Linked DNA regions of Mus musculus: region 2 is linked to region 1. Evidence: chromatin loops called from intact Hi-C (ENCODE). Cell type or tissue: heart. All regions are shown on one strand. Each heading gives the region's core, and the rest is flanking DNA. Links, peaks and the distances in the headings are about the cores only.

Region 1 (15,104 bases), core at 2,666-10,665:
CAACCATGCAGGCCCCACCCACTATGACCGCATTTCCTGTCCCCACAGTCACTTCCTGTTGCCCTCTCCCTACTTCTCACATCACTTCCTGTCCATCCAACTTCCTCTTCTGACCCTGCCCCAGGCCCCGCCCAGCACCCCCACCCGCTCTGACCACATTTTGGTCACGCCCACTGCAACACCACCCGCACCACATGCCCCGCCCCCTCAGCCACACCCACCCGCGGGGTTTGTGCCTGCTTGCACTGCTCCTGTGCGGGGTACTTGTCCATGCTGAAAAAGGCATCAAAGAACTCACCTGCCAGGCTCAAGCGCTTCAGGCCACAAAGCGTGATCCGACCTAGGGGTCAGGGGTCACAAGGGTCACGCACAGGGCGCCCCTGCTGGGGTCACCCGTGACGACACCTGGTGTAAGGGGTCAAACTGGGGTCACACACGGGGTCGCCCGTGTTGTCACCTGGGGTCAGGGGTCACCCACAAAGCAACCTGAGCTTACAATGGGGAGGTAGTGTCAGAGGTCACCCTGGAATTTACAGGCTAACCCTAGGGGTCAGGAGTCCCCCACAGGGTCAGAGGTTGCCCGTGGCCGGGATCCTAGCCGTCTGCTCACTGGGCTCGGGGCGAAGAGGTCGAGCACCTGGTGCGTGAGGTGGCAGAAAAGGAGGAGCTCCATGCCTTGGGGGGCCATGTGCCAGGCCTGCTCCTCATAGAACTCGAGCTCGACCACCACGCAGCGGAACCAGTACTCAGTGCTGCGGGGGTGGGTGGGGTTGGGGGGTCAGAGGTCACGGGGGCGGGTCAATGGGCGGGGTCACAGTCAAGGAGTGGAGGCAAGGGGTAAGGGTCAGAGATCATGGTGTCTGTGGGCAGGATCAGGGGTCAGAGGTCAGCAGGGTCACGGTGGCGGGGTCATGAGATCAGGGTCAGAGTTCATGAGGTGGGGGTCATAGCATCGGTGGTTGGGGTCAGTCAGCCAGGATCAAGCGGGGGGGGGGGGGGGGGGGGCGGAGACAGAGCATCCTATAGGCGTGGCCATGTCAGGGTGAAGCCAGAGTTGGTGGGCGTGACCACAGAGAAGCGAGGTAAGGAGCAAGCAGGAGGCATGGCTGACTGGGGCACCGCCCCTCACGTGATCTTGTCCTCCTCTGAGAGCAGGCACCACATGAGTTCAGCATAGCCCAGCTTCCTGGCACTGCACAGGGGCTGCGCCCTGTGGGGTCAGGGGGCGGATTGTCACAAGGAAGTGGCCAGGTTGGACAGGGTGTAGGGGTGGTGATGACGTCACAGGGAGTGGGGGTCAGGGGTGGGAGGGGCCTGCAGATGACGTCATAAGGAAATGGACGGGGTCATACAGGAAGTGATGACATCAGACAGGAAGTGGGGGCAGTGATGACACCACAGGAATTGGAGTCAGTGGTGGGAGGGGACAGAAGTCACGTCCTCCCCAGACCCCCGCTCACCTCCCAGGCTGCTCACTGGGTGACAGCACCGGAGAGAGAAGACGCAGTCTATCATCCAGGAAGAGATGGCTGCAAGGGCAGGGCGGGGTCAGGGTGATGGAGACCACGCCCATTGAGGCGGAGGCCACGCCCACTCCACACGTCAGGCCACAACCACCTCCCCCTTGGTGTGCCTGCCAATCACGAGGTCCAATCACCAGTTTGTGGCCAAGGTCGACCTCCCAGGCCCCGCCCCTGGCCCCCGCCCACATGAAGCCCCACCCACATGCCAATCATGAAGTGGTGGTCGCTGTCCCTGCCTCCTCAACCCGCCCTCTGACCCTGCCTCCTGTCTCGAGACCCCAATCTCGAACCCCCGCCCTTTACCCTGAGTCCCACCCCTGACCCTGCCCCCACCATTCACCCCAGTCCCCAGTCCCCGTAGCGCTCGAGGTCTCACCAGTCTATGGCGAGGTCGCCGTCCAGGTCGAGCTCCCAGAACTTGCAGTAGATGACATAGAAATGCTCACAGGAGAAGAACAAGAACGAATGTTATGCGGTTGATGTCTGGCTGGCCTGCAGGGGACAAGGACCAGGTTCAGGACACGCCCACCGACCCAGGGGTGTCCAGTGGAGCACTTCTGGTGTGGGGCACGCCCACATCTGCGCTAAGTCACGCCTACCTAATTGTGGTCACTTCCTGTTGCAGCTACTCCCTTGTAGGACACACCCACTTCCTGTCCTTGACACACCCATACCCCAAGATACGCCCATACCCTAAGACTGCCTACTGCCTGGCTAATGGACAAGGACTCATGAACGACCACTTCCTATGTTGGACACGCCCACAACCAGGCCCTGCCCATCCCTGGGAGGTCCTGTCCAAAGACAGAAAACCTCTCCCACAAGAAGTCCAGAAGAACAAGCTTGCCCACATCCCGGGCCCCGCCCACACCTGCAGGAAGCAGCTGTGCCTCAGCTCCTCCCGCAAGATCATCCCAGACCATGACTGGTTCACTGTGTAGAAGATCCTCTGAGTCACATGGGGGAGGAGCCGGGGTCACAGGGTCGGAGGTGGAGCCATGGCTATGAGTGTGGCCTGGCACTAGGGGCGGGGCTGTGGGGAATTGGGCAGGGCTAGGGCGGGGCCAAGGCAGGAATCAGGTAAAGTCTTTATGGGCGGGGCCAAGGGCTATGGGCGGAGTCTGGGCAGGGTCAGAGGGATTCATAGTGAACCTAACAGCTATGAGTAGAGTCAGGGGCATGGTCAGGGCAGTCAAGAGATTCACAGAGCACCTGAGGTTTGGCCTGGGACTGTGTGGGTGTGGCTGAACGCCAGGTGTTTGTGGCCTTGGATTATGGGCGGAAATCTCAGGGCTGTGAGCGGGGGGGGGGGGGGGGGGGGGATCTCGGGGTCTGGGCATGTCCCGTGGTTGGGGGCGTATCGGGGCGTGTCCACTCACAGTGGTGATGTAACGCTAGTGGAACTCCTTTGCTGCTTTCAGGAAGGCCAGGCCCCGGTGCGAGTTCACCATGTCCTGCTGGGTTGGGAGGGGTCCGTGGTCGGGGGGAGGGGGTCAGTGTTCAGGGGGTGGGGTCACGGGCAGGGTGGGCGGACACAGGGGCAGGGACAGGAAGTGATGTCAGGGAAAGGTCCGTCACTGTCAGACAAGGACACCACCAGACTATGGGGTGTGGCCCGGGCATCAGGGCAGGGCCTGGGTGAGTTGGGCGGGGCCTGCAGAGAGCACAGGAAGCAGAGAACACAGAGGAAAAGACAGGAAGTGACATCACTTACAGTCACAGGGGAGTTGCCAGCATGTGTGGGTGGGGCCTAGATCCCAGGGCGGGGCCTGGGCGAGGTGGTACTCACCACCCGCAGTTCTGTCCTCCCTTGGTTCTTACCCTTTCTCTCCCTCAGGGCCACCAGGACAGCATATTCATGAAACTCGTTTACATACCTGCGAATTCTTGAGGTACATTTGCTCATTGCCCCGCCCAGATGGATGGGGAGATGATGTCACCCTGATGTTACCCCCACTAGACGCTGGGATGCTCCTCAAGCCCCGCCCTTTCTGGTCAGGAATTAATGATGGCTGGCCGCATTAGCATAGCATTTGCATTTTATTTGAATATTTGTGACCACATTTGCATACAGACAGGCACAGGATTTGTGAGTTTGAATTATTTAAAGACAGGAAGTGACCTCAGCCTGAAGTATAGACTGGCAGTGACTTCAAGGTCACAGGGTCATGTAGCCGCTGTCGCCCACCATGAACGTGGCCCCGCCCACTGACACCATGGCCCCGCCTCCCGGCCCCCTTGGCTCGAAGCTGGGTGGCCTTGGCACGGTGCAGAGGGAGGTGCCGTCCTCGGGCTCCACCCTCTTAGCCTTGGTGTGGATGAGGTCATCTTCCTCCTCGGTCCTGGCTGGCGGGGCTGTGGCCTGGGCGTCCGCAATCCAGGCCTGCAGCGAAAGGGGTTGTGTGTGTGGAGGGGGGGGGTGGAGGGAAGGGGGTGGGGGGAGGGGGAGGGGAGCGGTGCCTGGAGTCAGGCAGTGGCCCGTGACGCCTGTCACTCCCATCATCCCCCTGCCTCATGCCCTCACTCTCCGGGGACAGGAAGTGACCCCCCACAGCGATCCTGACCCCCCCCCCCCCCCCGCGCACCTGGAAGTTCCCGTGATGCTTCTCAAAGAGTCCAGGGAAGGAGCCGCTGGGGTCAGGGACGCAGGGCAGCAGCGCATCTTTCACCCTGGGGTTCAGGGTCAGGGGTCAGGGTTCACCTGACACCCCCATGCCATGCCCCCGACCCGAACATGACGTCATCACAGTGGTGACGTCATCGCCGTAGACATCGCAATTACCCCACCATGACCCCATGACTCCTCGGAGACCCCTCACCTGCGAAGCCTCAGGGCGGCCAGGAGCAGGGACAGTGTCAGCAGCGCTGCTAGGCCGCAGCCCAGGGGCAGGAGGGGCGGGGCCAGGGCCGGGGATGGGGCGGGGCTTGCGGTACAGGAGGCTAGGGGGGGAAGGTGGGCGGCGCAGGGGTCACCTGTGAGTCGAGTGGCGTGGTGACATCACCAGGGGCACCGCCCACTGCCCGGCAGTCATCCGGGTCACCAATGATGTCATCGCCACCACGCCCACCCACCTGTCAAGCATCCAGGAGCCGATGAGTTCATCTTACCCAGACCCCAACCACCACCCGCCTGTCAGTCACCCAAGTGCACAGGATAATGTCACTGATGATGTAACCCTCGATCACTTCCAAGCCCCGCCCATTCGCTTATCAATCATCCCTGGTATCAATGACGTCATCGCAGGTCACGCCCACCCGTCTTTCAGTCACCCAGGCCCTGCCAACCACCCACCCGCAGTGAAGCCTTGACAACCCCAGGCCAAGCCCTCACCCGCGGATGCTGCCCCGGAAAGCCTTGTCACCGCTGTCCACTCGCTAGGCTGCGCCTCCAGGCCATAGTGCGCGGCCCGGGGCGACGCCCGAACCCGGAAGTCATAGCAGCGTACGGGGTCGAGCCCGCCCACTGTCAAGTCACAGCAGGGCCCTGAGGTCGTCTGCGGAGAGGGGGGGGTTGTAGGGGGTCGGAGGTCACTGGAGGGTTCAGAGGTCACAGTTTGGGGCCAGAGGCGAGAGAGGTCGGGCTGAGGCGGGAAGGATTCAAATGTCATGGGTGGGGTCAAAGGCCATGCATCTATTGTTAGGGTTGGAAAACGCAGTGTGCGGGGGCAGGAGGTCGCAGGTGGGGTCAGAGGTCACGGAGGGGCCGGCCCTGCCCCCCATGAATTCACTCGCCTGCCAGGCGTCCTCATCGTCATTGCTCTCCCGGTGCTGCACCTCGTAGTCCAGGCCCAGGTAGGAGTGGGCAGGCCAGGAGACAGTCACGTCCCCGTCTGGTGTCCAGAGCAGCGTCACATTCCAAGGTGGGCGGGGCTTCACTGCGGTGGGGAAGGTGGGGGTGGGAGGAGCTGCTGTGACCTCATTTGGCTTAATCCACACCCACCGAGAGTCTGGGTGTTGTGGCGGTGACATCACTTTCTGTCCCACCCCCGCCTGTTTCATGAAGGCCATGCCCATCGGGATGAGGGAAGGGGCGCACTTCAGAGAGCAGGACACGCCTACTTCCCATTCCTAAGAACCACTTTCTGTCTATGCTCCGCCCACCGGAGTCCAAAGGCGCAGCTGTGACATCATCAGAGCACTGCCTAACCCCTGGAGCCCAATTCCGGTATCAAAGACCAACTTCCCGTCTAAGCGCCGCCCAGTTCCTGTTTGCCCCACTCAGTGGGAGTTGAAGAGACATCATCAGGCAACTTCCTGCGTACTTCCGCCCAAGGCCCCGCCCCCTCCCTCCATGTCACGCCCACACCACTCACGCCAGGCGGACGCGCGCTGCCTAGCCTTAAACACCATGGCCCCGCCTCCGTCGCGCAGTGCCAGCTCCAGCAGCCCCGCCCTCGCCGCGGGGAGGATGCACCCGGAAGTGACACCAGCGCCGGACAGGAAATATCGCGGGCAGGGTTGCAGGGCGCCAGTGCCATAACTGCAGAGTCGGGGATTAAGGGGGAAGGATCAGCTGGATGGGAAGTGATGGACCAGAAGTCCCGCCCACGAGCATCTGAATTTCAACACCTCAAACAGAAAGTGATGGGCAGAAAGGAAGTACCGCTCCTTCCTGTCATTCATCAGAGTCTGAAAGGAAGTACCGTCCCTAATCATTTGTCAATCATTAATTAGACAGGAAGTCCCGCCCACTCTTTCAGGCGTTTAAAAGAATGAACAGCAAGTGAGTGAAGAGGAATGAGAGGAAATCCCGCCCCCTCCCATATATCATTCAATGATTCCGACAGGAAGTCACAGACCAGAAGTTCTGCCCCGCCCCCCTTCACTCACCGGAACTCCAGGCTCAAGTTGGCGCCGTGGTGGTCGGGGCCCGAGCCCCACGTGACCTCCACCGTCTCCAGGTCATGGCAGACGACTGTGACATCACCTGCGGGGGCAGGGCGGGGATCAGGGGAGCAGCCCGTGACGTCAGCGCGTTCCAGAAGAGCCATCGCAGCCATTTCCCTGACTCAGACCCTTGGCTAGGGCGCTGGGAGCAGGCCGGGCCTCATTTGCATATGCACTAGGCAGGGGAAGACAGAGGAAGACATTCTGGCTCGTACGCAAATATAGGGAATGAATATGTAAACGAGAGGCCCAAGAACTGTAGCGGTGGGCGACACCTCATTTGCATATTCACAAACAGAGAAAAGGAAAAGGATTGGGGGCTCATGAATATGGAAAGCGCTTCTCGAATATGCAAATGAGCAGCTAGCAAGTCGGAGCCTCATTTGAATATACATGATCGCAAAGAAAGCGGTAGGGAAGCGGGGCTCACCACTATGCAAAGCGACCAATGGATACACAAATGAGCAGGCAGTGAACCAGAGTGGAGATGGACTGGGGAAGCATTCTTTGCATATTCATGAGGGGAAAAGGATGGAAGACTTTGTGGCTGGTGCATATGAGAATAGCAGTATATGATGAGGAGCGGGCAGATTCAATTTCGGAGATCTGAGGTCTCATCTGCATATTCATGATCAGGGACGTTGGAGCAAGACGTTGAGGCTTGTGCATATGTAAATCGTGGGGAAAATATGCAAATGCATAGTGATCCATATGGACAGGGCATCAATTCTATATTCATGAGGGGATGGAAGACAGAAATACATCGCTCATGAATATGTGTATCTCCCGATGGATATGCAAATGAGAAGCGATGAGTGAGAACTCGGTAGGGGCGAAGCGTTATTTGCATATAAGCGGGAAAGCTGTATATGAATATGCAAAGAAGGAGCGGCCCAGAGGCCTTATTTGCATATTCAGGAGGAGGAGCGAGATTGTGGCGGCAGCACTATGCTAATGAGGTCAAGGCGGGGTTTAGGTCTCATTTGCATATTACTGAGGAGAAAGCGCCGAGCGTAGGGGGGGAGGGCGGGGCTCATGCATACGCAAAGATCAAAATGAATATGCAAACGAAGCGCTATCCGATCGCCCTTAGGAGGGCCAGAGGCCTTATTTGCATATTCATGATGGGACGAAAAGCAATGATGGGACGAAAAGCAACTTGGTAGCTCTTGCTCGGGCCCCGCCCACCGCGGCGATTGACAGGCAGCCCCGCCCCCGCTCACTCCTCACCCCGTGACGTCACCGCCGCCGCCGCCGCTGCCGCCGCAAGGAGCCGAGGCAGGAGGATGACCGCGAGTGCCCATGCCATGTCGCCGGCGGGGCCGCGGACGCTGCAGTGATTGACAGCTGGTTCGGTCCGAGCCGGTCCGAGTCGAGGGCGCCCAGGCCGCTTAGAGCCGAAAACGGGAAGCCGGGGGCGGGGGTTGGGGCGACGGGGCGGGGCCACGGCAATAAACGGATGCGGCGACTCACCGACATGGGCGTGGCCCGGCTTCCTCTTCCCATCAATCACCCGGATAGGGGGAAGCGGGGGGGGGGCGGGGGGGGGGGGGTGGACTCCGCGTGCGCCCCGACCACGCCCCTCGCGGCCTGTCCCCGCCCCCAAACCTCCAAGGCCCCGCCCCCGCCCATCTAATCTGCCCGGCTCTTGTGGTGCTTTTTAAGGCTTACTTGTAAATAATAAAAATTGTGTGTCTTTTATCCAAAAACAGAAGGGAGGTGTTGCTCCCATATGTCTGTTCCTCTCTACTTCTTTGTTCTGTCATTTGGTTGCACATTGACCTCACCAAGATGGAGGTGGCTGGCCATCGTGTGACTTTCTGTTCCAGGTCACTTCTGCTTCTCCCTTTCCCAGTCTCTAGGTGGCCCAGCACAAAAGTAAATCGCTTTGTTGAAACTTAAATGGTATGTAAATATTAGATAATAGTGAACATATCTTTTTCTTTGTCTTAACAAAAGTCGTACTTAATCATACAAAGATTTTAAGTAATATACAAATTTGAACTTACAAACAGGGCAGCACTGTGCATTGTTACACCAATTACTAAAGTTTGGTGGAAAATGGTTTCATTCATAAGGACACAAACCTGAAGATGTTGAGAACCGGGGATCTCAATTGAGAAATGGCTACCATCATATTGACCTGTGGTTTTGTGAGTAAGCCATGTACTTAATTAATGATTAATATAAGGTTACCCTACTTTCTGTGAACAGTGACACCTCTAGGTGCGTTGTTCTTGTGATTTTGAGGCCAGCCTGGTCTACAAAGTGAGTTCCAGGACAGCCAGGGCTACACAGAGAAACCCTGTCTCAAAAAACCAAAAAAAAAAAAAAAAAAAGAAAGAAAAGAAAGAAAGAAAGAAAAAAGAAAGGGCACTGCAGCCCTTCCAGTCGGCACCAGCTCCGGGTCACCTTGTGCACAAACTCTGCAGACGGTCCCATGGTCCCCAGAGGACTCTCCACACAATCTTAGGATCACTGGTGAGTGGAACAAAACATCTGTTCCTGCTGCAGACAAACCTCAATTGGGTCATCGATCTGCAGGGAACGAGGTTCCAGTACTTACAGGCAAGCAAGGAGTTGGCATGGATAACAAATAAATATGGACACAAGGGAGTGTGTATCTGGATTATTTTCTCAAAGCAAGCACCAGTCTTTTTGTTTGGTTGGTTTTTGTTTTTTGATTTTTTTTCGAGACAGGGTTTCTTTGTATAGCCCTGGCTGTCCTGGAACTCACTTTGTAGACCAAGCTGGCCTCAAACTCAGAAATCCACCTGCCTCTGCCTCCCCAGTGCTGGGATTAGAGGCGTGTGCCACCACGCTCAGCACCAGTCTTATAATACAGAAGAAAAACAAGAAAGCTGATGGATACATTCATCAAGGTACACTGTTTCTTAACACAAAACAAAGAAAATGCATACATAAAAAGATGGCGGGAGCCAGGCAGTGTTTACAACTGAGAATAGGAACAACCCTAATTAAGATCAGCTAAACACAGGAGCCAGGTGAATGCTCTGATGCAATGCTAGTCTATTGTTAAACCCACCACCAGGGCTCCTTTAGTAAATACCTGATTATCCTATTCCTCTGGGCCTAGTGAACAACTTGCACCAGGGGAATTCCATTTTACTAACCCTTTCATGAATAATACCGCAACCCACCTATTTCCTAGGCCATTGTGTATTCCTGTTTATGGATGTGACTTGGCTATTGTTTTAAGTAATTACTATGCAGACTAGCCTTGAGCTTTTCTAGCTCTGTTCTAGTAAATAGTAATGCCTGATTATTTTCACTGTCTCTACTAGAGGTAAATTTGAATGTTACTGAATAGGAAACATTCTTACTGAATTGCAAGCTCAGGGTAGGCTTCAAGGACTTTCTAGGACATTGGAACACTGGTAGAGGCTTATCTATATGTCAAAATCAATCCTTAAAGGCACTTAAAACAATACAGAAAGAAAGCACAGGGATCCATACACCAGACTAACTCGGGGACAGGTTTTGAGTGTATGTGCTATGGGAATGCCAAGGTTCCAGGAGGCTAAGTTTCCGTAAAACTCTTTGCCTCATGACTGCTTCCAGGCTTTTAGGCCTGTCATGCAGACTTCACTGGAGTGGATGTAGCATGTTCCAAAACAATCTTGATGGGCCTGTGACAGCAGGAGCAAGGACACAGGAGCCCTGACTGACCAGCGGTCGGGTTCCTTCTGATAGGTGCTGGTATACCTTGGTTTCAAACACACCAGACAGCCCTATGGTCCCCAGAGGAGACACCACTTCCAGGCACTGTAACGCGACCAGGATCTTAGGATTCCAGGATCCCAGGATAACAGGAGCTTGGTCACACCAGGATCTCAGGCTCTCAGAGGAAGCTTGACTGCCAAGAACTCTGACACACCCAGAATCTCAGGTCTACAGGAGCCCAAAATCATAGAGAAAGCTGGACTCTGAGGAGTCCTGAATCAACCGGGATTATAGGAAGGACAGGCTCCAATCAGATATACTGAGGGCAGCAAGCACTTGAGATAATCAGATGGCAGAAGGCAAGCATAAGAACAGAAGAACAAAAACCAACATTACTTGGCATCATCAGAACCAAACTCTCCCACCATAGCAAGTCCTGGATACACCATCACACCAGAAAAGCAAGATATGGATCTAAAGTCACTTCCCATGATGATGGTGGAGGACTTTAAGAAGGAAATAAATAACTCCCTTAAAGAAATACAGGAAAACTCAGGTAAACAGCTAGAAGCCCTTAAACAGGAAACACAAAAATCCCTTAAAGAGTTACAGGAAAACACTACCAAGCAGGTGATGGAATTGAACAAAACCATCCAGGATCTAAAAATGGGAGTAGTACTACTTTTAATATTCTATCTTTGTTTTGTGCATTTGGTGTTTTGATTATTATGTGTTGGGAGGAATTTCTTTTCTGCTTCAGTCTATTTGGAGTTCTGTAGGCTTCTTGAATGTTCATGGTTATGTCTTTCTTTAGGGAAGTTTTCTTCTATAATTTTGTTGGAGATATTTACTGGTCCTTTAAGTTGATAATCTTCATTCTCATCTATACCTATTATCCTTAGGTTTGGTCTTCTCATTATGTCCTGAATTTCCTGGGTGTTTTGAGTTAGGATATTTTTGCACTTTGCATTTTTTTTTATTTTTGTGTCCATGTTTTCTATGGAATGTTCTGCAGCTAAGATTCTCTCTTCTATCACTTGTATTCTGTTATTAATACTTGCATCTATGGCTCATGACTTCTTTCCTAGGATTTGTTGTTGTTGTTGTTGTTGTTTCAAGACAGGGTTTCTCTGTATAGCCTAGGCTGTCCTGGAACTCACTTTCTAGACCAGGCTGGCCTTGAACCCAGAAATCCACCTGCCTCTGCCTCCTGAGCGCTGGAATTAAAAGGCATGTGCCAACACGCCCGGCTTTCCTAGGATTTCTTTCTACAGTGTTGTCTCCCTTTGTGATTTCTTTATTGTTTCTATTTCCATTTTTAGATCCTGGATGGTTTTGTTTAATTCCATCACCTGTTTGGTTGTGTTTTCCTGTAATTCTTTAAGGGCTTTTTTTTTGTTTCCTCTTTAAGGACTTCTACCTGTTTAGCTGTGTTCTCCTGTATTTCTTTAAGGGAGTTATTAATGTCCTTTATAAAATAGTCTACCAGCATCATGAGATATGATTTTAAATCCGAAGCTTGCTTTTCCGGTGTGTCGGGGTATCCAGGACTTGCTATGGTGGGAGTACTGGGTTCTGATGATGCCAAGTAGTCTTGGTTTCTGTTGGTAAGATTCTTACATTTGTTTTTTGCCGTCTGTTAATCTCTGGTTTTAAGATGTTCCAGCTGTCTCTGGCTGGAGCTTGTTCCTCCTGTAAGTCTGTTAGCCTGTGTCAGCACTCCTGGGTGACAAGCTCTCTCCTGGCAAAACCAGTGCAAGAGGGCTACAGGACAGCCCCACCTCGTGGCTACATTTGTAGCCTGTAGAACTCTATTCTAGAAGTTCTGTTGCCTGTGCTCTCCTGAGCAGACCAGCCTTAGATACCAGAAAGAAATGGCAATCTTCCCTGAGTCCTGGGGTCAGAGCACTTCCTGGAGGCAAGCTCTCCTCTGGCAGGGAAGGTACACAGAGGACTGAGGATCAGCTCCACCTCCTGGCTGAGGATGAAAGCCTGTAGGACCATGTCTCAGAAGCACTGTTGTTTCTGTGGCCCGTGCTCTCCTGCACTGACCCGCCTCAGAGAGGTACCAGAGAGAAAACCAGCATGATTTTCTATACTGCCCGGGGCTGACAGTCTAAGCATAACACTGCTCACATTGGAATCCTGCTACATTGATCACTAATCAAGGAAACATTCTAAAGTCAGATTTTCATTCCCTCCTCTCAAGTGACTCTAATTTGTATAAAGGGGATAAAAAACTAACCAGCACAATATTTTGCGTATGCAGATCAAATGAATCTATGTGGGGTATGTGATATACAATTCACAAAGAAGATATTAAAAGGTAAAAAAAAATAATTAAATTAAATTAAATGGTAAAAGGAACTTTGATGGAAAAAACATCTGGGGAAGAAAGAGGTGGATAGATCTTAACAAATAGGTGAAGGATTTGAAAATACTTGCACCCCATGTAAATGCTCATCAAAAGTAGACCTTTGCTGAGGATGTGCTCAGTAATCAAGTACAATTCACCAAAAGGATATTCAGCACCGTGTTGCACCAGACCAACACACTTACTTCAGAGCCAGGGATGTGTGACAGTGGGCAGAAAATGGAGATTACATGTTTTATAACTCTAGTGGAGTTGATCCTGGTGCTACCAAGCCTTTGATTAAAGATATTTATGTTTTCTTTCAACAAATTTTTAATCAAGTGATGTAACATCAATATAGTGTACATCAATGATAATCATATGTTAAGTTCATCAAAACAAAAGAATGTTCCTTGACAGAAATTGTCATGTATTCTAAATGTTAATGTGTTTGCAGTTGTTGAGGTCTCCTTCTTAATACTTAGACACTCTAAGACTTGATCATGTGAAGATCTTATGGACGCTAAGAAATCTCTTTGAGTTCCTAAGATTATCAGTCCTCTTGTGTCTTAATGATACTGTTCTGTTGAAGTCACCCAATACCTCTAACACTTATACTTTTTGACATGCTTTTCCACAAAGATTTCTGAACCCTGAGTGCTGCTTTTGTTTTATATAAACTGGTAAAAAGAAGATAGTCCTGAAGACAAACCTTACTCATGTCATCAATATGGAAAATTTGTGCTGGTCCCCAACTAGAAGCTTTACCTCTAATGTCTAGAATTCAAGTTGCTAGAAGGTACCCTACATGGTGCCAGAAGAAAAGGTAAAGGGAATAAAGAGTAATGTATCCTCTTACAAAATTGTCCCTCATCCAAGCCAAAAGGAGATGTGAAGAGGTGGTAGGAAAGATCTGGAGAGTCAAAGGATGAGGAAGTTGGCTGGGAATAGAAATATTCTAGAAAGGGAATAGGTAGACCACAAAGTCTTATCATTATGACTCCAAAAATGCAATCAGAGGAAGGATCACTATACCTTGCATGCCTTGTGTGCCAGTATGGAAAGAAGAAAGGTTGCAAAGCTTCTAGCCTACACAGTTATTTACAGGAAACTGTAAATATGGGAAGGGGTCAGGCTGACATTGCAAGAGAAGGGAACAAAGATTAGCCATGTAGTACCAAATAATGAGACATCAGAACATAAAAGTATGCAATTTTACATAGTCTCTACAGTTTATATTTCAAAATGTATATACAAATACATATATGCATTCAGTAACAATTACTGATATAAGAGACCATGTGATGAGAAGGACGGTGCCATGCATTATATGTGCATTATAGGAGTACAGGGTTACAAATGATGTGTTGGAATCAGGAAATATAAAGAAAACAATTAAAACACACTCTCAAAAATAAGCTACCATATAACAGTCAACAATAAATCAACAAACAATACTCTGAGAAAAAAATCACACTGTCTTTCACGAACTGATATTCAGAAATAGTAAAGTGTATGTGTTTGTATCTGTGTTGTTATGTGTGTGATATTAAACTGAATTATCTTTAGTTACTAATATTTTAACAAAATCTATAATGAGATCCTTCATCTAGAGTAATATATGATCACAAATTTCACTGACCTAATTGGGATAAAGGTATTTGTATTGCATTATTTCCACTACTGATTTTTCTCACAGAATGAAACACTTACATTTCATAATGAAATGGTGTGTTTTAATATAAGGTTCAAGAGCCTTATACAGCAGTCATAAACTGAACCCCATAAATCCTTTTCATATACTATACTCTTCTTATTATATTATCTGATATTCTGAATATCTTCATAGAACATTGTACATTTTTTCCAATATGCCAGGCCTCTGTGATGGCCATCAACAATATGCAATGCTGTAACTCTGCTCCATAATCTAATAACATTCCATCTTGTTTCTCTTTTTTAAATCAATAACTTTGATGAATCAGTAATCTATGATATTCCAAATCCCAACCAATGTAATTTACCAATTTGCTGATGTCTTAGTTTCTGTTGCTGTAAGAAAACACCACAGTCAAAAGGGATATATGATAAAGTGTTATTTCCCTATGCACCTTGGTCACAGTTAATTGAAAGAAGCCAAGACAAAAACATGGATGCAGTAACTCAATGAAAGTCCATGGAATAATGCTTATTACTGGCTTCATGTCCATCCTTTCTACAGTCTTCTTTTTTATAACTCCTAGAACAACTGGCTTAGAGGTGACATTGTCCACAGTCAGTAGGGTCATCTTATATTAATCATTACATGTACAGGTACATGTACAAGCCATGTACAGGTACATGGCTTACACACAAACTACAGGTCAAAATGATGGTAGCCATTACTCAATTGAGATTTCTGGTTCTCAACATCTTCAGGTTTGTGTATTTATGAATGAAACCATTTCCACCAAATTTTAGGAATTGGCATAACAATGGACAGTGCTGTCCTGTTTGTAACTTCAAATCTGTATATTACTTAAATTTTTATATGATTAAGTACTACTTTTGTTAAGACAAAAAGAAATATGTTGAATATCTCCTAATATTTTCATACTATGAAAGTTTCAATAAAGCAATTTATCTTTGTAGTTCTGTATAAAATTTGAATCTGGCCT
Region 2 (15,104 bases), core at 1-8,000, 890 kb after region 1:
CCACTATAAGGAATCCTCTAAGTGCCAGTGCCATAGTTGTTACTTGCTATGACTCCACTGTGAGTAAGTGGCACCTCCCTTCAAGTGTAGGGGTACATCTGTCCCTGGCTACTTCCCTAGACAGAGGCTCTAAAAAATAGCAGACACCATGGAATGTGGCACTGGGGCTGAAGCAATAGGACACCCAATTTTCTTTTGTCCTGTTTTGATTTTTTGTTTTCCAAGACAGGGTTTCTCTGTGTAGCCCTGGCTGTTCTGGAACCAGCTATGTAGACCAGGCTGGCCTTGAACACACATACACACACAGAGATCCGCCTGTCTCTGCCTCCAGAGTGCTGGGAGTACACCATTCACCACCACACCACCACCACCCAGCAACACCACAGGGAGCCTGACCTTCTGTTCACACTCAATCAACTTGCATAAACAAATCAACAAAATCACATGACATGAAAGCACAGGTGGTTTCCCCTGGAAGACCGTACCCCCCAAAAAAAAAATGTGCTCTTAAGCAGGGCAGTGGTGGTGAACTTGGGAGTCAGAGGCAGGTGGATTTCTGCCTTCAAGGCCAGCCTGGTCTACAGAGTGAGTTCCAGGACAGTCAGGGCTACACAGAGAAACCCTGTCTCAAAAAAAAAACAAAACAAAACAGCCGGGCGGTGGTGGTGGTGGCCCACGCCTTTAATCCCAGCACTTGGGAGGCAGAGGCAGGCAGATTTCTGAGTTCAAGGCCAGCCTGGTCTACAAAGTGAGTTCCAGGACAGCTAGCAGGGCTATACAGAGAAACCCTGTCTCAAAAGACCAACAAACAAAGAAAAAAAAAAAAGTGCTTGATGCTGGCCACCTTAAAGCTACATGGGCCTGAGCCCTGCTCCCCATATCTTAGCCTTAAGGGATAGAAAGTGCTTGTCTGCCTGGGGCTGAATGCAGGGCTCTGAGCCTGCCTCCTAGAAAGAAATACAGGTACCAGCACAACTTGTTCAGTGACCTAAGGCACATGTACTGAGTGGAGAGGATGCTTCTGTCCCTAAACCAGTTCCTCACCCTTTCACTGCTGGGTGACAGGAGCAGTCTCCTCTCACCTTTTTACACCAAGAGAATTGTCACAAGGACAAAAAATCTACATTTCCTAAATGCTGGAGGGAGGAACCATGGTTCTATGGATCTAAATCTGTGGTTAAGTGCCACACTGCACCCTCTCTGCAACAATCACCACCATGACATTTGGGAAAATAGCTATCCCCACAGACACAAAAGAGCCAAAGGTTGCATCCCCTACAAGGACAAAGGGAAATGAACAGAGATATCTGAGGCTGCCCTGGCACAGGGAGCTGCACAGACATTCTCAAATAAGATAATGGGACACTCTTCCATACAACTCAGAAGTCATTCACATATACTGAACTGCCTTTGGGGGGATTATGCAGACTTTGCTGACACTCAAATAGTGTCATGGCATGTGGGGATCCTAAAGTCACTGCTGAGAAGAGCTCTCCCTCTGGGCTGGAGTCCTGCTGACCCTGAGAATGTGGCAGACCATCTCCCCCGACAAGTGAGGCTGCACACACAGCAAAGGAATCAGAAGCAGGACAGTCCAGACTGTAAACTCCAGTCTGCTTGTATCTATCTCTCATCTACAGGTGGGAGTGTTCAAACCTGCTCGTAAGGTCATCTGAAAGGATAAATAAATTCACATCTGTAAAGAGACTGGCAGAGTGAACTCGTCATCACTGATACGATGAGATTATAAACTACTTGATCTCAGGGAGAAAATCCACTACAGTTTACCAGTAAATGATACCCAGCAAAACTCTTCTAGACATGATCTAGATCTGTCCAGAAACCAAGTACTTTCCAAGGCCAAACTCAGGTGAGGCTGCTCATGAAGATACCAAATTTTTATATAGGTGTAAGGAGGGGCAGGGTAATCTCTCAGAACCTGGATAAGCTGGTGAGACTGTACAAGTCAACCCTCTAGATGTGGCCTAGAAGAGGTGGGGAAAGGCCAGAGAATACAACTGGATACAACACAAGCTGACCATTTAGATACAAATGGGCTGGTCTAACAACAGTGTGATGTGACCTTAAGGCAGTAGCTCTGGACTTCCTGAAAGGCCTTTCCTCTCTTCACAAGTATTCACTCCTTAATATGTTGAGTCTTGATTGTTTCCTTCTGGGTACTGGGAACCCGCAGGCTCAATCCTCGCATTGACAAGTGTGAGGGGCAGAAGCCCAGGAATACCAGTCAAGTCTCCACAGTGTGGAAGAAGGTGAGACCAAAAACTGTGTCACAGGACCAAGCAGTACACAGGTACACAGAACACCTAAGGTGAGGCTGTAAAGCCTGAGACCCAAAAGAGGCCAAAAAAAGAAATGTGGAGAAGGCTAAACAGATGTGGAGGCTCTTTTGAGTTCTTTTTGGGCCTAGCAGACACAGGTGTGGCAAGGTAGGAAATGAGATTGCAGATCTGGAACTTCTGGTACCATGGCTGCAAAGTAGGGGCTTTAGCATACTGTCTGGCTGTGTCATTATCATCACTAAGGCAGAAACCCCGAAGCCTTCGTGTCTTCTTAGCACATCAGCACCAGACACAATACAACACACCCCACAAAATCATCTTAGTTTAGGATCTTTGGCTTGGGCCTATAACTCATCTCATATTCCCCAGAAGACACAAGGGCTGAACACAAAGTGGGACTCGGCCCTGCATGCGAATCAAACAAACCCATCTCAGGGCTACTCATAGTGGCCATCACCAACTGACCCTCAGCTCTACAGACCCGGCAGACCCCAGGGTTAGAATATGAACTTGGGGAAAACTCCATTTAGATATCCAATGACCAATTCCCCTTTCTCAAGCTTGGCCTGAAACTGGGAAATCGCAGGTATCAGTCAGGGCAAGAGTGAATAGGGTCGCAGTAATCCCTGCGACCACAGCCCAGCAGATGAGATGTGGTCCCCAAAGTTTTCACCCAGACAGAGATCTCTGCATTGCTAGGGGTTTGAAGGTTCTGCTAGTGCCCTGAAGGCCTGACCAGCATTTTCAACCACTTGAGTTCCAGAGACACAGTGACTACTCACTCACTCACTGACCATTTCTCTCACTTCCTTCTCTTCTACTAACCTGAGTTCAGGTCGGAAGGACACTTTGCTCAGCAAATACTGTGCACGACAACTCAGTCAAACACGTAGTATTCTTAGCAAATCTATTACCTATACCCATGCAATGATCACCAAGAAGGGTTTGCCAGTTGACTCCCGGTTCCCTCCAAAGAACCCTTAAGAGATCATAGGACAGGAAGAATCCCAAGTGTCCATTTTATCGTCGCTGCCTCCCCGAGGCCCAACAATGTCCAAATCCCCAGCTGGTCCCGGACGCAGCGATAACTTGGCAACAAGTAACGATCGCTGCAAAGCCCGCTTAGGTGGCGTGGTTTAAGTCCTCCCACACACCCCTCACTCCAGGTCCTCTTCCTGGCAAGGTTGCAGCGCGGGGCCAGGAGGCATACGTATGCGTTTCCTTGGTCCCGGGTCTGGCCTTCCAGCCCACCTACCTCCAGGGCCTCCAGGGTGCTGAAGCTGGCTATAGCGAAGCCGTCAATAACCTCCTCCTCCTGCGAGCTGGACTCGCGGCGACGGCGCCGCGGGGGGCGCGCAGCGCGCAGAGGCGTAGGGCGCTGAGGCGGCGCGCCGTGGAGTCCCGCGTTCTCCTTGCCAGGACTGGGCTCTGGCTCCTCACCCGACGACGGGCTCTGGGCGCGGGCGTCCCGGGCGGCTTCCCGACGCCGGCCGCGATCTCGCTGCGCGCGCGAACGCCGGCTTGGCCGGACCTTGGCCTCCATGGCGGCGCCGCGGCGGTGACCTTGGCGCCCCGCACCGCCTGCTACGCCGTGCCGCCGGGCTGCGAGGGCGCCGCGCGGGCTCGGGGCCGGGGCGGGCTCGGGACCGGGGCGGGCATGCCGGGCGCGGGCTCTCAGCACCGGACGCCGCGCGGGCTAGGACCCCGGGTCCCGCGCATCGGAGTGCGGCGGTCTCTCGGCGACCCTAGACCAGGTCCCCAGGGACACGGCCCATGGCGACCGGCGGGCAGCGGCAGAAGGCGGCGGGTGGCGGAGCTTCTGAGCACCGGGACCGTGAGGCAGACACAGTAGTGGCAGCGACCAGAGCGGATAACAACTGACGCACTTCCGCCGGGCCGGAGTGCCAGAGGAAGCGGGCGCAGCTGGGGGAGGCTGACCCGTCGACTCCGCCCCACCCTGGCCCCGCCCTGACCCCGCCCTTCCGGACTAAATGGCTCTGCGCTGAGCGGGCCCTCGCCCTTTCACGTTAAGCCCCGCCCCCGAAAGGGGGGAAGCTTTCCCTTTGCTCCGCCCCTGCAACAGGCCACACCCGTTTGCGCACAGCTCTTTAGAATTCCGACCCCCCGACCCTGTCAGATCACGCCCCATTCTTCCCGGCTCCACCTCTCTTGTCTACGCTTTCTCAGTTCCTTAAGCCCCGCCCTTGCCTTCCGGTCCTGCTCACCTGTGCAGGTCGCTGAGCCTAGTCATGGTCAGATCCCTCCTACTTCATGCCTCGCCTTGTTGACCACGCCTACTAGGCAATTAGTGCTCGCCTACAAGTACTGCCCAGCCACCTACAGCGAGTTTGTGGCGATCAGCGCCTCCCCTTCCGCCCTTCCCGTAGGAGGTGATGGGTCTATGCACCTACAGTAGCTTGGGGCAAACTGAGTGGAAGCACGTGAGAGAGAGTAGGTAGGTTGGTGCTGGGGGCTCACTGTGCTGAAGTCCTAGAGGCAGCGCGTACGTCATCGTCCACCTGCAAGCCCTCAAGCCCAGTTTCACTCTGGTCCCCATGCAAAATTAGGTAGCGCCCTGAAAACCAAACCCTCCAGTCTCAAGTAGTCTTTCCTTAGAGACCTGCCTACACTAGTCCAAGGACTTGGGGACCGCCGATAGGAAGTACAAAACTAGACAAAACCGTGAGTTTCCTCAGCAACTTCCCCAGTTGGGATGCCCTGGAGCTGGGCACGAAGTCTCAGCAATTCCTCCAGTGAGAACATTTGACATGAAGAGAAGGGAGGTGTCACAGCTTGGGCATTGGGCACTGAGTGAAAAGTGACATTGAGCCATGCCTACATCTGGGCAGCAGAGGCCCTGAAAGGAAGCAGACACGACTGAAGAATGCCCCTGGACAGGACCTCAAGTGCACATTTTCTGGCTCCTGAGATGGCCACAGGCTCTCTGCCAAGACGTCCCTTGGGGCATCTGGGAACGTGGCCTATCATCCACAAGTGTGCTCTTTCACTTAACAACACGGGGACCAACACACCTGCCAGCCTACCTGCCAGCCTTCCCTCTTCTTCCCATTCCAGATTTTATTACAAAACTACTCAGAGCTAGCATCTAACTAGCTAAAGAACCCTGTTGGAAAGACGCAGAACCAAGGCAGCTCCTCATTCCTGCTAACTGTTCTCTTTTAGACACCTCCTCCTGAGACCACCCCACTCCCAGCTTGTGGGGAGTTTCACTCTAGGTCAACCCTTTTCCACTCCAAGAACAACGACTGAGACCCGATTTTTGAAGTTTTCAACAGAAATAAAAGGTATCCTTGCTTACCAGTTATCTTAGTCAGGGTTTCTATTCCTGAACAAACATCATGACCAAGAAGCAAGTTGGGGAGGAAAGGGTTTATTCAGCTTACACTTAAATCACCAAAGGAAGTCAGGACTGGAACTCAAGCGGGTCAGAAAGCAGGAGCTGATGCAGAAGCCATGGAGGGATGTTCTTTACTGGCTTGCTCAGGCTTGCTCAGCCTGCTCTCTTATAGAACTCAAGACTACCAGTCCAGGGATGGTCCCACCCACAAGGGGCCTTTCCCTCTTGATCACTAATTGAGAAAGTGCCTTACAGTTGGATCTCATGGAGGCATTTCCCCAACTGAAGCTCCTTTCTCTGTGATAACCCCAGCTGTGTCAAGTTGACACAAAACTAGCCAGTATACCAGCTCTCCCTTGTTCTCAAATGCATTGCCTCAGTGAAAGGCAGGGGCTCCAGAGACCAGGTTAGGTCCAGGACCTTTCTTTCTGGGTTTCTTCCCAATTTCCTTACCTCTCCTGGGATTAAAAACTCTGTTAATTCATTTCCAACTTAGAGACTAGTCATGGCCTCCCTGGAGGAATGGGACTCTAGCTCAGTTGTTCCCTAGAGGAGGCTATGGAAAGACATCTGTACTGATTCTCTCCCACAGGACACAGGGAGGGAGGGAGGGAGGCCTAAGAGGGGCTGGAACACGCTTCATTTGCCTAAGCTGTAAACTGGGCTCATTTGCTTCCATGTAGAGGGCCATTTTTGATGACCCAAGTGTTCACTCAGGTTGGCAAGGACTTGCTAAAGTTTCTGATGCAATTTATACTTGTTTCTTTTTTTTTTTTTTTTTTGGTTTTCCAAGACAGGGTGTCTCTGTATAGCTCTGGCTGTCCTGGAACACACTCCGTAGACCAGGCTGGCCTTGAACTCAGAAATCTGCCTGCCTCTGCCTCCCAAGTGCTGGGATTAAAGGCATGCGCCACCATTGCCTGATTTATACTAGTTTCTTAGTGGAAATGATAATCCTATCTACCTGTAGGTGGAAACCCCACCAACATAGGGACTCTCCAAAACAAACAAACAAAAAACAAAAACAAAAACCAAACAGCTGCTTCCCACACACTGGTCTACATCCCAGGCCTTTGCCTGGTTCCCTGCAGCTCTGATCCTCACCTGTTCCTCCTTTGGTTGAGGTTATCAGGGCCCCCCTCCCCTCCATTATAAGGGAATACAGGTCACTTCTGTGAGCTCTTAGTTTTATAAAGATATGTACAGAAATGCTCGGGAGAAGCCGGGCATGGTGGCACACGGCTTTAATCCCAGCACTCGGGAGGCAAAGGCAGGCGGATTTCTGAGTTCGAGGCCAGCCTGGTCTACAAAGTGAGTTCCAGGACAGCCAGGGCTACACAGAGAAACCCTGTTTCAAAAAACCAAAAAAAAAAAAAGAAAGAAAGAAATGCTCAGGAGAAAGCTTGAGGACATTTTATTAGAGTGTGAGAAGGATGGGCTAGCTAGACATCCCGACAGCAGCTGGGAGAAGGAACCTGGGTAAGAGGAAAGTCAAGAAAGTCAAGCTTTCAATTGAGTAAGAAGGCAGGCTCAGCAGTGGGGGTGGACAAGCAGCTGCACTTCAGTTGGAGTCAGAATAACAGAGTGTCGGGGTAAGTAGGCTTAGAATTCTGACCCACTAAAGAAGGGGGGGGGGGGTAAAGAAAACAGTCTTTTTGAGGTAAGAATACAGAAAAGAGAACAAGCTTAGCAGCAATGATCTGTAAACAATTGGATCCCGGGAGAGACTTCTGGTGTCTATAAACTGATGTCTCCAGTTCAGGTCTTGTCAGGTTCATTTGAATTAACTCTCTACTACTGTCTCGTTGAACATGGGTTAGAGGAGTTATGTGGTTGCTATCTTCAGCAATGAAGCCTTGCTGTCAGTTTGTAGAGAGCAACCTATTGGCTTGGCAAGGAGCTGGGTTGTTTGGGAATTCCCCCCACCCCCATTTTGTTTGTTTGTTTTGCTTTTGACTTTGGTTTTTTTCGAGACAGACAGGGTTTCTCTGTATAGCCCTGGCTGTCCTGGAACTCACTCTGTAGACCAGGCTGGCCTCGAACTCAGAAATCTGTCTCCCAAGTGCTGGGATTAAAGGCGTGTGCCACCACCGCCCAGCCCCCTTTGGCCAGCATCTCTATTAGATACAACCAAGTCCTGGTACTGGATGGTAGCTAGTCTTTGCTACTTTCTGGGGTCTTCTTTTTCCTCCCCTTTGTCCCCCTCTCCATTTCACCTCCTATCACTGGATAGGAGAGAAAGAAGGATAGAGGGAGGAGAGAGAGAGAAGAGAATCCCTAATTCTAATTTCTTACCTTTTGTTTCTCCTAACAAACCACACTCAACATCCCTCAATGGCCAACAACCACCAACCCCGCTTCTCAGGGCTCTAACATTTACATACCCTCCAAAAAGTTCCCAGAATTACAAATGTCACACTGTCACAGAAATTATCTGCAGCTGGCAAAACCATGCTTCTGCTAGGGCAAGAGGCAAATCATATCATAGTCAGCTGTTATTCCAAAGCAGCCTTATATCCCCACACCTGGGATTAAAACGAAAACATATTCTTGTAATATTTCTGTGGGCTTTTTTTTTTTTTTTTTTAAGAAATCAAAATTGCAGAAATCTCACTACAGCTGAAAGCTTCGTTTGGTGACAAGAGACAGCCATTTGGGATTCTGCCTCTCCCATTATTTGGAGATTTCATTTAGATCTCCTTCATATTTGTATATGTTTTAGGAAGCCCCTACTTTATTAAGGTTCCATGCTACCCCCCAAATGACCCTTACATTTAGCTGTGTCTCCCCATATTCCCTCCCTTGCCCCTTTCTCCCTTCTTCTTCCCCACCTGATTCTCCCATTCCACCATCGCCCCCATCTATACATGGCTCCCTGTTCTATTTCCCTTTCCTAAGGAGACCTGTATGTACTCCTAGTCCCAAACTCTGTGCCTAACCTCTGTGGTTCTATGGACTGTAGCTTGTTATCATTGACTCAATGGCTAATACTCTAGGTCCAGAAAGACAAATAGGGTATGTATTTTCCATTTTTTTTTCCCCAAACTTATTAGGGAAATGGTCGTTGAGGCCCAAAGCTGATCCAGCAAGAAAGGGTTCGTCTTCAAAGGGCTTCCAAGTCAGATGATGCCTAGCTAAGGAGCTACTCCACACCCCCTCAAGCCCTTGTCCTCACCTCTCCCAGTTCCAGTCCTGACTCATTCTTTGTCAGCAATACCATAAAGACATAGCACTACCTTCAGCAACTTGGGTTTCCCCATTAGGGACTTCCACTAAGGTAAAGCTAGACCAGGCTGGCCTCGAACTCAGAAATCCGCCTGCCTCTGCCTCCCAAGTGCTGGGATTAAAGGCGTGCGCCACCACACCCGGCTGTAAAGCCAGATTCTTAACCTTCCTGCAGAAAGTAATTTTGAGACCATCTAATATGAGACAGAGTTGGAGTTTATTAAAAGTAAGTTTGACAGGGCCAAGGAGATGACTCAGCAACTATAAGAGCACTTGTTCTTTCAGAGGACCCAGGTTCTTTTCCTATCACCAGTGTAATAGCTGACAAATGTCTGTAACTTCAGTTCCATGGGAACTAGCACCTTCTGACCCTCAAGGGTACCATGCACACATGTGGCGCACATACATAATACAAGCAAAACACTCATGGGCATAAAATAAGATACTTTTTTGTTGTTGTTGTTTGGTTTTTCAAGACAGGGTTTCTCTGTATAGCCCTGGCTGTCCTGGAACTCACTTTGTAGACCAGGCTGGCCTCAAACTCAGAAATATGCCTGCCTTTGCCTCTGCTTCCAGAGTGCTGGGATTAAAGGCATGCACCACCACGTCCGGCTTAATAATTCTTTTAAGAAAAAAGAAAGTTTAAGGGGTCGGAATGTGGCTCAGTTGGTAGAATGCTTACTTAGCTAGGTTATATCAGGCTACAGCTTCCATCCCTACAACTACATAAACCTGGCTTCATAGCACATAACTCTAAGCCCAGCATTGAATTGAAGGCAGGAATATTATAAATCCAAGCTTATTGAGGCCACCTTGGGCTACATTAACCTTCCACCTCCGTTTTATGATAAAAATTTACATTGATTTTTTTTTTAATTTTTAAAATTTGTGTGTATGTGAGTTTTGCCTACCTGTGCCTGGTGCCTGGGGAGGTTGGGGCCCCTAGAATTGGAGTTACAGATAGATGGTTTTGAGTTACCTTGTAGGTGCTGGAAACGGATCTTGGGTCCTCTGCAAAAGCAGTAAGTCCTTTTAACTGCCATCTCTCCAACTCCAAGTTCTATGTAGATTTAAACATGGTAATTAATAGAAAGTTTGCTGCTCACGGAAAGACTAAGGCATACCCAATGTTGGCTTCTCAAAGGAGAGATTCGAATGGTGTTTGAAATTACCTCCCAAAGGATTGCCTAAGGGCTGGATATGGTGGTGCCCACCTTGAATCTCAGCACTCTAGAGATAAAGGGCAGATCTTTAAGTTCAAAGCCAGCCTGTTCTACATAGATCTAAATGAGATCACAGGCCATTTCCTGATGTCAAGGAGTTGGTAATCACAGCTGCTAAGGAAAAACCTACATCGAAGCATCAGAGGACGTCAGATGTTTTTACTGTAAACAATGGTTTAGTGTTGTTTGTGAGATTCCCATAAAATATCTGAAAAAGACGATGACTCTTTAAGGTCATGTATACTCAGGCCTTAAACCTGATTATGTCACCAACCTTCCCAGAGTTCATAATTGTGTTAAAATTCATCTATCTACCTATGTCTTTCTCTCTCTTTCTTTCTTTGTACTAGAATTCTTTTTGGTTTTTTCTTCTTTTCTTCTTCTTCTTCTTTTTTTTTTTTTATTTTTTTATTTTTTTATTTTTGAGACAGGGTTTCTCTGTGTAGCCCTGGCTGTCCTGGAACTCACTTTGTAGACCAGGCTGTCCTTGAACTCAGAAATCTGCCTGCTTCTGCCTCCCAAATGCTAGGATTAAAGGCATGCGCCACCACTGCTGGGCAGGTTTTGTTTTTCTAGACAGAGTTTCTCTTTGTAGAAACTAGCTGTCCTGGAACCAGCTCTGTAAATCAGGCTGGCCTCAAACGTTGCGATATGCCTGCCTCTCCCTCCCAACTGCTAGGATTAAAGGCATGCACCACCACCACCTGGCTGAACTAGAATTCTTGATTCACAACTGCCAAGAGGCTTCAGACTCTGGAGTTAAGGGCCTTGTTTTTCTTTCCAAGTCCCGATAACCCAGACCTCTCCTTGTCTTTCTACTTGCTTCACCCACAATAGCTCACAATACCTATTCTCTGTCACTGCAGGACTGCACCTGGCCACTGCTGCAGCCCAGGCCTGTACCTGGCCACTGCTGCCTATAGCAGAGTGTCCTCCCCCTGGCTCTCTGAGAGGCAGTGTGGGTATTAGTTGCCTCCAGCTGATCCATCAGCTGAGTTCATCAGTCTTCTGTGGAGTTTGCCTTTGAGCCCCACCCCTTTTGTGCTGGACTCTGTGCAAAGCCAATCAATAGTGTCTGTATGTGTATGTCTCTCTGCCTGTATGTGACCATGTGTCTGTGTGAGTATATTTGTGTATGTCTGTATGTGTGCCTGTGTGTATATCTGTGTATGTCTGTGTTTGTGTGTGTGCCTGTGTGGGTCTGTGCCTGTGTGTGTCTGTGTCTGTGTGCTTGTGTGTGTCTGTGTGAGTATATTTGTTTATGTCTGTATGTGTGCCTGTGTGTGTCTGTGTGTATATCTGTGTATGTCTGTGTGTTTGTGTGTGTGGCTGTGTGGGTCTGTGCCTGTGTGTGTCTGTGTCTGTGTGCTTGTGTGTGTCTGTGTGAGTATATTTGTGTATGTCTGTATGTGTGCCTGTGTGTTTGTCTGTGTATATATCTGTGTATGTCTCTGTGTATATCTGTGTGTGCCTGTGTGTGTCTGTGTCTGTGTGCCTGTGTGTGTCTGTGTGAGAATATTTGTGTATGTCTGTATGTGTGCCTGTGTGTTTGTCTGTGTGTGTGCCTGTGTGTGTCTGTGTGCTTGTATGTGTCTGTGTGTGTGTGTGTGTATCTATCTATCTATCTATCTATCTATCTATCTATCTATCTATCTATCCATGTCTATGTAAGTGTCTGTGTATGTCCGTGTCTGTGTGCCTGTGTGTGTGAATATCTCTGTGTGTGTGTGTGTATGTGTGTTTTTAGACTACAGAGTGGAGGGAAGGTAGAAGGCTTACCTTGTTTGACCCTGTGCTTCCCACCTTACATGGGGCAGCACTCTCGGTGATGGTGGCAGTGGTGCAAAGAAGTACAGCACTGGGCATGGTCACAGTGTGTCAGTTCTGGAGGTCCAAACTGGTAGCCATTTGTCCTATCTTTGGAACCAACCTCCTGGAGAACTATGTTTATAGTCATCTTTGGTGGCCCCTCTTGCTGGCTGCTGTTCGAGGATCTTCTCTTCCACCTGCTTCTTCTGGGCCCAGGCATGTCCCTCCAAGTTCAGGCCTGTGGCTCCTTGACATGAAGCCCTCCCTCTTCATCTAGCCCACAAAAATATCACTGTTGCTCGGAGGCTGACTACTGGCCTGTCTAAACAGGAAAGACATTCCTGGTGGCCATCAGGGTCAGGAACCTGAATAATTTGTACTCAGCAAAGCTGAAGGAGGAGTAGAACAAGCAGTTTTACAGCCCAGAGAGACCTACGTGGCTCTATCTGATGACAGTCACATTGTGGACCCGATTTCTATATGACTTCTGGGTCAGGAGCATGTAGGCTGCCTTTTGTCATAGGAAGAGAGGTAAGGGCAGTGACTTGGGTATCTTGAGCTACTAGCTGTTGCCTATGGATACCAATACAGGTAACTGCATGTAGGAGCAGCCCATCACCTATCCATCTTAGTGCTCAAGTGGTTCCTGCCTCTGTCCTCTCATAGGCTAACAGGTATCACTTCCTAGACCATCCACATGGTCATTCTCCCACAGCACTGCCTGCCCTCCTCACTAGACCCAAGCTCATGAAGAGCAGAACCAGGCCTTCATTAACATGTCTATTACACTTCTTGGTTCTGTGAAAGAGCCCAGTTCTGGATGCTGGGGTGGACGATGTCAGACTGCATGAAAGTGACAAGCAAAAGAAGACTATCTGCAGGTAGTCTCATCTCAAGCCTGAGTATGGCCTATGGACAGTCTAGGGAAAATGGTCTGAATTATGACACAAATGACCGAAAACCAAGTGATTGGCTATTATCACTGTGAGAGTTGGACATCTGCCTGGGTTTCAAACAGGGCTGAATTCAGTCGCTGGAAAGCTTTGGAGTTTCTTTCTCTTCTAGGTTTTCTTACCTCAAGTTTTCTGTTGGTTATGTTATTGTTATTTTGTTTTTGTTTGCTTGTGTGTGGTTTTTAAAGATTATTTATTTATATGGGTGTTTTGTCTGCATATATATCTGTATACCAGAAAAAGACATTGGAATACATGGGACTGCCTCTGCAAGATGTGTACGTTCAAGTGCACATACACATATGCACACACAAGCACACATATACACATAACTAAAAAATAATAAAATAAATCTTTAAAAAAAAAAGAGCAGCCAGGAGGTGGTAGTGCACGCGTTTAATCCCACCCAGCACTTGGGAGGCAGAGGCAGGGCGAATCTTTGTAAGTTTCAGGACAGCTTGGTCTATAAAGTAAGTTCTAGGACAGCTAAGGCTACAAGGCAAATCTTGTCTCAGAAAAAAAAAAAAAGTTTGTAGTTCTTAGAGGTCCCACCTACTAGCTAGAAAGAACTAAGTAAAGCTAAAGGGGTGTGTGTGTGTATGTGTATGTGTGTGTGAGTGTGTGAATGTGTGTGTGAGCATGTGTGTGCATGTGTGTGTGTAAGTGTGCATGTGCGTGTGCGTGTGTGTGTGTGTATGTGTGTGTGTGTGTAAGAGACCATTGAAGCTTCTAAGACCAACCTTGGGCCTTCAAGACTAAAGACAAACTTCAGAAGCTGTGCTAAATGGCTTGGTGGCCACTTATGGACACTTCAGAGCCTCATCAAGGGAAGGGAGGGCCAGAAAATAGTAATGAGACAATGGCTAGAATGAATCTGAGGATTCGGGAGCTGGGAGCTTTAGGGAATCAATGTGATGAGCACTGTTTCACTATTCCCAGGGAGGCAGCCTTCTAAGAGGGTCAGACATTACAATATGGCATAAAATTAAAGTGGCCAGGAGCCGGAAGAATACACATTCTTCACCAAAAAAACAAAAGAACAAACAGACAAACAAAAACACAATTTAAAACTTTGCATGTTAGGAAGAGTAAGAAAATTGGGAGCTAGGGATGTAGATCAGTCAGTAGAGTGCTTGACTGGCATGCACAAAGCCCTAGACTTGATCCCTAGCACCATATACAGTTGGGCCTAGTGGACCAGGTATGGTGACACATTTTGTTTGTCTTGTTTTATTGAGAAAGGGTTTTTTTATGTAGACCTGGCTGTCCTGGAAGCTGCTGCATAGACTGAGATAGCCTCAATTCACAGAGATGTTTATGCCTTTACCTCCCATGCTGGGATTAAAGATGGGCATCACTATGCCCAGCACATGACTTTTAATTGAGGCACTTGTTGGCAGTCTGATCTCTGGGAGTTCAAGCAGAAATGACAGGGGTGGAGGTGTTGGAGACAGAAAATAACTGTGTAGTATTGGAGATGAGAAACTAGTTCTCATTAAAGGCTAAGAGTGCGTAGGCTCTAGGCCCAAGAGTTTTATCATTAGCTAGTAAATTTAGGAACTGAAGGACCTGATTTCCAAACTTATTCAGGAGCTGAAATTCTAGCAGACAATGCTTGTTGCTGATGCTAGAATCATAATCGCTGCTGCTGCTGGAAGCAGAAGATTACAATAGTTACCAGCAGCTGGCAGGTAATAACCACTATTGACATTCTCAAGTCTCTTCTGGCTCTGAACGCCTACAACAATAAGATTCTAGCTCTTTCTCCTGTGCACAGCTATAATAGAATCTGTGGCTGGGGCTTCCTGACAAGCTGCACAGATCGCTCTGCTTCTGTTTCTCTGTTGCTGTGTGTGCTCTCAGCTGTGTGTGGGAGACCATTCACTAACACTTGCTGTCCCTCCCTGGGGCAAGAGATCTGGCTAAGAGCTATTTGTGGGCGGTGAGAAAAGAGTTGATGGTATCTATGCCACCAACCAGGCCCCGAGGCTGAGAACTCCTCAGCATGTCCTTGCTTCCCTCTGACAAGAGACTGGCAATGGCTTGGTTCCAGGGACAGAAACAATTGTGGCTCAGAGCCCTGGTGACCATAGAAGACATGGAGTGTGCAGAGTCACATTTGCTACAAGTGGCTAGCTAGACAGAGGCTACTTGTTACCGAAGATAGCAAAGCTTTCCTGACTAGTATGGTTTGTCTGCATGGGCTGACCCCACACTCCTCAGGGATGGTCCTGAC

The links. Peaks named below come from ENCODE experiments on the same cell type or tissue, not always from the same donor. Only the 100,000 strongest peaks of a DNase experiment are listed, where the experiment ranks them.
Region 2: it touches region 1 in a loop (6-fold over the local background); 2 of 42 quality-filtered maps call a loop at or near these places.

What each region holds. Positions count from the first base shown.
Region 1 is chr5:109,551,165-109,566,268 of GRCm38, forward strand. It overlaps Crlf2 (cytokine receptor-like factor 2), which reads right to left and starts at 7,829. Exons shown (of 8, transcript NM_016715.4): 1 at 7,641-7,829; 2 at 6,354-6,450; 3 at 5,837-6,003; 4 at 5,256-5,398; 5 at 4,855-5,017; 6 at 4,343-4,463; 7 at 4,109-4,193; 8 at 3,545-3,906. The coding sequence starts at 7,719. The coding sequence ends at 3,682. Gm8493 (a long non-coding RNA gene) reads right to left here and starts at 2,822. Exons shown (of 6, transcript XR_880564.2): 1 at 2,395-2,822; 2 at 1,900-2,015; 3 at 1,461-1,529; 4 at 299-1,210. It also overlaps the pseudogene Vmn2r-ps22. In heart, for the core only: no CTCF peak of the experiment used is centred there; DNase peaks (open chromatin) are centred at 4,807, 6,027, 6,397, 7,607 and 2 weaker places; H3K4me3 peaks cover 3,449 bases; H3K27ac peaks cover 2,768 bases.
Region 2 is chr5:110,444,325-110,459,428 of GRCm38, forward strand. Fbrsl1 (fibrosin-like 1) reads right to left here and starts at 4,179. Exons shown (of 19, transcript NM_001142642.1): 1 at 3,556-4,179. The coding sequence starts at 3,843. In heart, for the core only: no CTCF peak of the experiment used is centred there; DNase peaks (open chromatin) are centred at 3,597, 4,327 and 5,177; H3K4me3 peaks cover 3,138 bases; H3K27ac peaks cover 1,848 bases; H3K27me3 peaks cover 825 bases.